Linked DNA regions of Homo sapiens: region 1 is linked to region 2. A link is a loop called in an ENCODE intact Hi-C map of the cell type or tissue named here. Cell type or tissue: heart right ventricle. All regions are shown on one strand. Links, peaks and the distances in the headings refer to the core of each region. The heading gives the core; the rest is flanking DNA. Region 1 has its middle 26 kb from the start of MIR365A. Region 2 overlaps LINC03107 (long intergenic non-protein coding RNA 3107).

Region 1 (2,908 bases), core at 266-2,765, 84 kb before region 2:
CAAGGACAGGATAACCAAAGACTTCTCACTTCACCCCCCTTCACCCACGTAACCTTTATCTTAGCATCCTACCCTTTTCTTCCATGACATCAGTGCAATTGTAATTACACAGCTATTTGTATAATTAGCTGATTATTAATATCTAGCCTCCCCCACCCCTGGCTAGACTGTCAGCCCACAGGGGCGGGGGTGGGTGTGTGATGTGCACTGTTTTACAGCCTGACTCAGTGGAGACACATGAATGACACTCAAAAGTCACTGAATGGGCCAGACATGTGGCTCACACCTGTAATCCCAGCACTTTGGGAGGCTGAGGTGGGCAGAATGCCTAAGGTCATGAGTTCGAGACCATCCTGACCAACATGGCAAAACACCATCTCTACTAAAAGTTACAACAATTAGCTGGGTGTGGTTACATGCGCCTGTATAGTCCCAGCTACTCGGGAGGCTGAGGCAGGAGAATTGCTTGGGCCTGGGAGGTGGAGGTTGCAGTGAGCCAAGATCACATCACTGCACTCCAGCCTGGGAGACACAGCGAGACTCCATCTCAAAAAAAATAATAATAAAATGGCTGGGCACGGTGATCCCAGCACTTTGGGAGGCCAAGGCAGTTGGATCACTTGAGGTCATGAGTTCAAGACCAGCCTGGCCAACATGGTGAAACCCCATCTCCACTAAAAATACAAAAAATTAGCTGAGTGTGGTAGTCCATGCCTGTAGTCCCAGCTACTCGGGAGGCTGAGGCACAAGAATTGCTTGAACCCGGGAGACAGAGGTTGCAGTGAGCCGAGATCATGCCACTACACTCCAGCTTGGGTGACAGAGCGAGACTCTGTCTAAAAAAAAAGGAAAAAAAAAAAAAGTCATTGAATGGCCCCACCAAAGACTGCTATCACCTCCAACTGGGCCTCCATCTGAAATCACAGAAACCCTCCATAGCCACCAGGGTCTCCACTTCCCAGGCTGCTATCCATGATGTCACAGGATGGAAAATGATCCCAGAAAAAGACTGGCAAAGGGAGAAGCTCCTGGAGGAGGACGTGGAAGGCAGGATTGGTGTGGTTTTTAATTACTGTACCTGTTCTGACCACATTTTCTTAGCTCTGCTCACATCCCTACTTCAATAGTAGCTTAGGACAACAAAACAAAAACATCAGCCCCAGAGTTTGAGACAAGATATCTCACTGGTTCCCTCTTTGCCGGTAATTAACGCTGAAAAGTTTCAATACTTATCTTGGCAGCAAAGGTAATAATACAAACGCACAGCCAGATTATTTGGCTGCTAATTCTCTTCTTGATGTTTTCCTTCCCCTTTCCTTAAATTAATTCCAGAGTTCTTCCAGATTTCTCGTTGCTAAGCTATAAAGTTCCAGGTTTCCGCAGCATGGCTGCTAATTGGCAGGGAGTTACCAGGCAGCTCCAATCAGAACCAGGTTGTTGAAAGGAGCGTCCACACTACAGCTCGCTCAGAGGTTTTGGAATTTTCTCGCTGACATTATGAACCGCAAAGGTCTTTGCCTAACTCTGCAGAACCTGTTTTCTTGATTTGGCTGTTGGGCGACACCAGACGCCTTGGACTTTCCCTAGGAGGCGTGGGGAGTCCCTGGGTCTCCTGGTTAGGGTCAGTGACAGGGATGCTCAGAGCACATTCATGGCTCACCACAGACAATGTGACCCCCAACACTGCTGCAGAAAGGGTGCCGCAAGCCCCCCAGGACTGACCTCTCACATCCATCTCCCAAGCATGTTGACAGACTATCTGGAGGAGGCTGATGATACCTCTGAACTTAGGATTTTAGGGGTGAAGGTCATATTTGTAAAGGACTTTAAAACACCCAAATGGAGGGCCATTTGGTGATCTACCTCCAGAATCATAATGAAAACCATCACCATGAACTGAGTTTCTACTGTACACCACAAACCATATTCTCATCTGTTCCCATCCTAAAACTCCCACTGGACCAGCTGGGAACCTGACAGCTGCTGCACTGTTGGTTCCACTTGCCTGCTGCCGTCTTCTAGGAGCAGAAAGTCATGTGACCCGGGCCTGGCTACTGTGATTGGCTCTGTGATGAGCACATGACAAAGCTGGGCCAATCAGAATCTTCCCTGAGACTTTTTTTGCCAGATAGGAAAAGACTCCCCAACCCTACCGTTGCTAAGCTGGTGCCCATTGGGAACACATATGGAAGGTGCCTGAGAAATATAAGAAGCCCCCAAAGATATGCAGTCCCTATGACAATGCTTGAGCCTTAGATGCACCTGTAGAGGAAGCCAGATCTACTTCCTGGATTTGACAGTTACAGGAATAGTAAATTCTTTTACTGCTTAAGCCAGTTTACCTTTGTGTCTGTTGCTTCTTGCTGAAGAGTGCTAAGTAATGGGGTTACATAGCTTCTCTGCATGGTGCCTTGGCTCTAAGGCAGGCAGTTTGCTTATATTCCTGCATAGGGTCTTCACAATTACCTGGTGAGGCACTCCATTTTGCACCTGGGGAAACTGAGGCTCAGAAGGGTAAGGGAGGCTTGCCCAGGTAACATGGTCACTGTGTTCTCAGGAGTTCAAACCTGGGCTAATTCTTTAGTGTCTGTGGCTCCTCAAATTCAACTTGTCCAAAACTGAATTCAAGAGCCTCCCCCGAAACTGATTTCCCTCTGAGGTCCCTCATCTGCCACTCTAGAGATGCTAACTAGAAACCAGGTACCAGCCGGGCACGGTGGCTCACTCCTGTAATCCCAGCACTTTGGGAGGCCGAGGTGGGCCTCCCATAATATAACCCTGTCTCTACTAAAAATACAAAAATTAGCTGGGTGTGGTGGCACGCGCCTGTAGTCCCAGCTACTTGAGAGGCTGAGGTGGGAGAATGACTTAAACATGGGAGGCAGGTGTTGCAGTGAGCCGAAACCAT
Region 2 (2,908 bases), core at 163-2,662:
CTGGGCTCAAGTAATCCTCCTGCCTTGGCCTCCCAAAGTGTGAGCCACTGCATCCAGTGATATTGGGGCCATTTTTGAGGCTACCTACCACAGCTACCTCTCCCAGATGTTCTTGCAGATAGGCATGGCCAAATGTTTTATTTTTTATTTTTTTAGATACAGGGTCTCACTCTGTCACCGAGGCTGGAGTGTAGTGGTGCAATCACAGCTCACTGCAGCCTTAACCTTCTGGGCTCAAGTGTTCCTCCCACCTCAGCCTCCCGAATAGCTGGAATTACAGGCCTGTGCCACCACGCCCGGATAATTTTTATTTTTTTGTAGATGGTATGCCACTATGTTGCCCAGGCTGGTCTTGAACTCGTGGCCTCAAGTGATCTGCCCACCCCATTTCAGTTACTGTATTCAGACCTCTGTTACTCTCAGTTGAACCTAATTGTAAACATTGCAGTATTACTGTCCCCCCTCCATTGTACAGAAGAAAGTCGAAGTTCCAGCCAGGTGCGGTGGCTTGTGCCTGTAATCCTAGCACTTTGGGAGGCTGAGGCGGGTGGATCATTTGAGATCAGAAGTTCGAGACCAGCCTGACTAACATGGCAAAACCCTGTTTCTACTAAAAACACAAAATTTAGCTGGGCCTGGTAGTGCATGCCTGTAGTCCCAGCTACTCTAGAGGCTGAGGCACGAGAATCACTTGAATCCAGGAGGCAGAGGTTGCAGTGAGCCGAGATTGCACCACTGCACTCCAGACTGGGCGACAGAGCAAGACTCCATCTCAAAGAAAAAAAAAAAAAGGAAAAGAAAAGAAAGAAAAGAAAACCGAGGTTCCTAGGTACATAGGACTTACCCAAGGTCAGAAGCAAGTAAGTGGTTGAGGCTGAGCTTGACTTCCAATTTGTTTCACTACAAACCACATCTTTCCTCCAATGCTTCTATTTTATTTTTCTTTTTTGAGACGGCCTCTTCCAATGCTTCTAGAGAGAGATCTATGAGGCGGGGGCAGGGGGGGTGTCAACCAGAGCTCCTGCCTTATCTTTTAGACAATTTTCACTATATGAAGTCAAACGGGAGACAGGAGTGCTATGTGACGGTAGCCTGGCAAAGCAGTCCCTTTGCTAAGGCAGGGAGGTTTTATGACTGGTTTTATTTATCAGGCTGCCTGTCTCTCCTGTGGGGACACTCAGCAAGGGAACATTGTGGACTGGGAAATTGTTGGTTTGGGAAACGTTCCCAATTTCAGCATAAGTGATAGGGAAGGCTGGGCCGAAAGGGCAAAAAGTCGGAAGGACTTTTTGTCTGGGAAGGATCTGGGCTGTGTCTGGGAAGGATCTGGGAAGGATCTGGGCTGTGTCTGAAGCCGGGCAGTGTTGTTGTAGACTGAAGACTTGGCAGGGCAAGGCCAGTAGCAATGCCCTTCTAGAGGAGGGACAGGGAGATTAAAAAGCCCCAACTCACGAGGCCATCTCCTTCTGGAGAAGACCTTAATCAGATCCCCATGGAAGGATGATGGAAGTTGCTTGTTGAGATGGGTCATTCCCTAACCACGGAACTCCAATTCAGTCCCTGGGACCTAACAGACAAGCTCACCTTCCATTGGGGGTGAAACGATGCTTGTCACCTCAACTTCCCTGCAGCCTTTTTCCTGTTTAAAAACTTGCTTCTTTCATTCATTCACCCTAACCTACAGCAGTCCCTTGAGACAGGAACATTAACCTAGTTAATGCACTCACCTGGATGAAAGAAGAGTATCAGCTCACCAATTTGCTGTAAGTTAATGAGCGCCTCTCAAGGATCCAAAAAGGCTTTTGCAGATTAAGCTGGATGTTTCTGTTTCACTCTTTGCACTGGTCTACGATGACTATGCACCAGCAGCCTCTTTTTTCACAGACTGCAGGGTCTTTCCTGTAGCCAAATATTCTCTGTAATCATTTGGGCTTTTATGGTGGCAGGTGTCAGAAATGTAACTCAAACTAGGGTAAGCAAAAGTGAGAGAAGATGTATGGATTTATGGAACAGGAAGGGATGGGGTGGATCTAGCACTGGGCACATATGGAGCCTTCTATAGCTGCTGTCCATATGCTCCCTCAAACTGGGTTGTCCTCCTTCCCTCCTCCTGCAGATGGGTTCCCAGCGTGGACTGGAAGATGGCGGCCAGCAAGCCCACATCCTGTTCTTCCAGCATAGTGGCTATAACAGGCAAGAGGATCTTCCCCATGATTGAGACATCTGGGTCACATGCTCATCCCAGGGCAAGGGAGCTCTCTGATCAACTGGCCTGGGTCCTGTTCCCACCTCCTACAGATGGGAGGGCAGGGTGCTGTGAATGGCAGGCTTCACCAGAATTCATTATTAGAGAAGATCAGCTCAAAGAAATGGGGTGCTTCCAGAAAACAGCGGCTCATTTCTACTTCAGTCCAACATTGCACAGAGGTGGATGAAGGTTTCTCTGTGCATGTTTGCAAAACCAAGTCCCCAGCAGTCGTAGATGGATTTCCCAATGCAGAGCCACTCCTGAATCTGGTGTGGGAATCCTTCCCACCCTTCTTGCCCATCCTGTCTTCTGTCTTCCTGGCCCTCTCCCCTCACTTTCCTGCTTTTGTTTCTTTTTTCTTTTCTTTTCCTTTCCTTTTCGTCTTTCTTTCTTTTCTTTGTCATTCTTTCTTCCTTTTCTTCCTTCCTTCTTTCCTTTCTCCTTCCTTCCTTCTCTTTCTCTCCTTTCTTTCTTCTCTCTCTTTCTTCTTTCTTCCTTTTTTTTTTTTTTTTTTTTTTGAGTCAGGATCTTGCTTTGTCACCCAGGCTGGAGCGCAGTGACACAATCATAGCTAGCCGCAGCCTCAACCTCCTGGGCTCAAGCAGTCCTCCCTCCTCACCCTCCTGGGTAGCTGGGACCATAGGCACACACCACCTGGCT

Evidence for each region. A loop is a pair of places that touch in the nucleus more often than their neighbours do. Peaks named below come from ENCODE experiments on the same cell type or tissue, not always from the same donor. Only the 100,000 strongest peaks of a DNase experiment are listed, where the experiment ranks them.
Region 1: it touches region 2 in a loop (1.9-fold over the local background); 1 of 110 quality-filtered maps calls a loop at or near these places.

What each region holds. Positions count from the first base shown.
Region 1 is chr16:14,333,469-14,336,376 of GRCh38, forward strand. No RefSeq gene overlaps it. Among named protein-coding and RNA genes, the nearest start is that of MIR365A, 26 kb to the left of the region's middle. In heart right ventricle, for the core only: no CTCF peak of the experiment used is centred there; no DNase peak of the experiment used is centred there.
Region 2 is chr16:14,417,790-14,420,697 of GRCh38, forward strand. It overlaps LINC03107 (long intergenic non-protein coding RNA 3107), which reads right to left. Exons shown (of 2, transcript XR_007065002.1): 1 at 845-2,908. Among named protein-coding and RNA genes, the nearest start is that of LINC03107, 9.5 kb to the right of the region's middle. In heart right ventricle, for the core only: no CTCF peak of the experiment used is centred there; a DNase peak (open chromatin) is centred at 1,182; H3K27ac peaks cover 1,208 bases.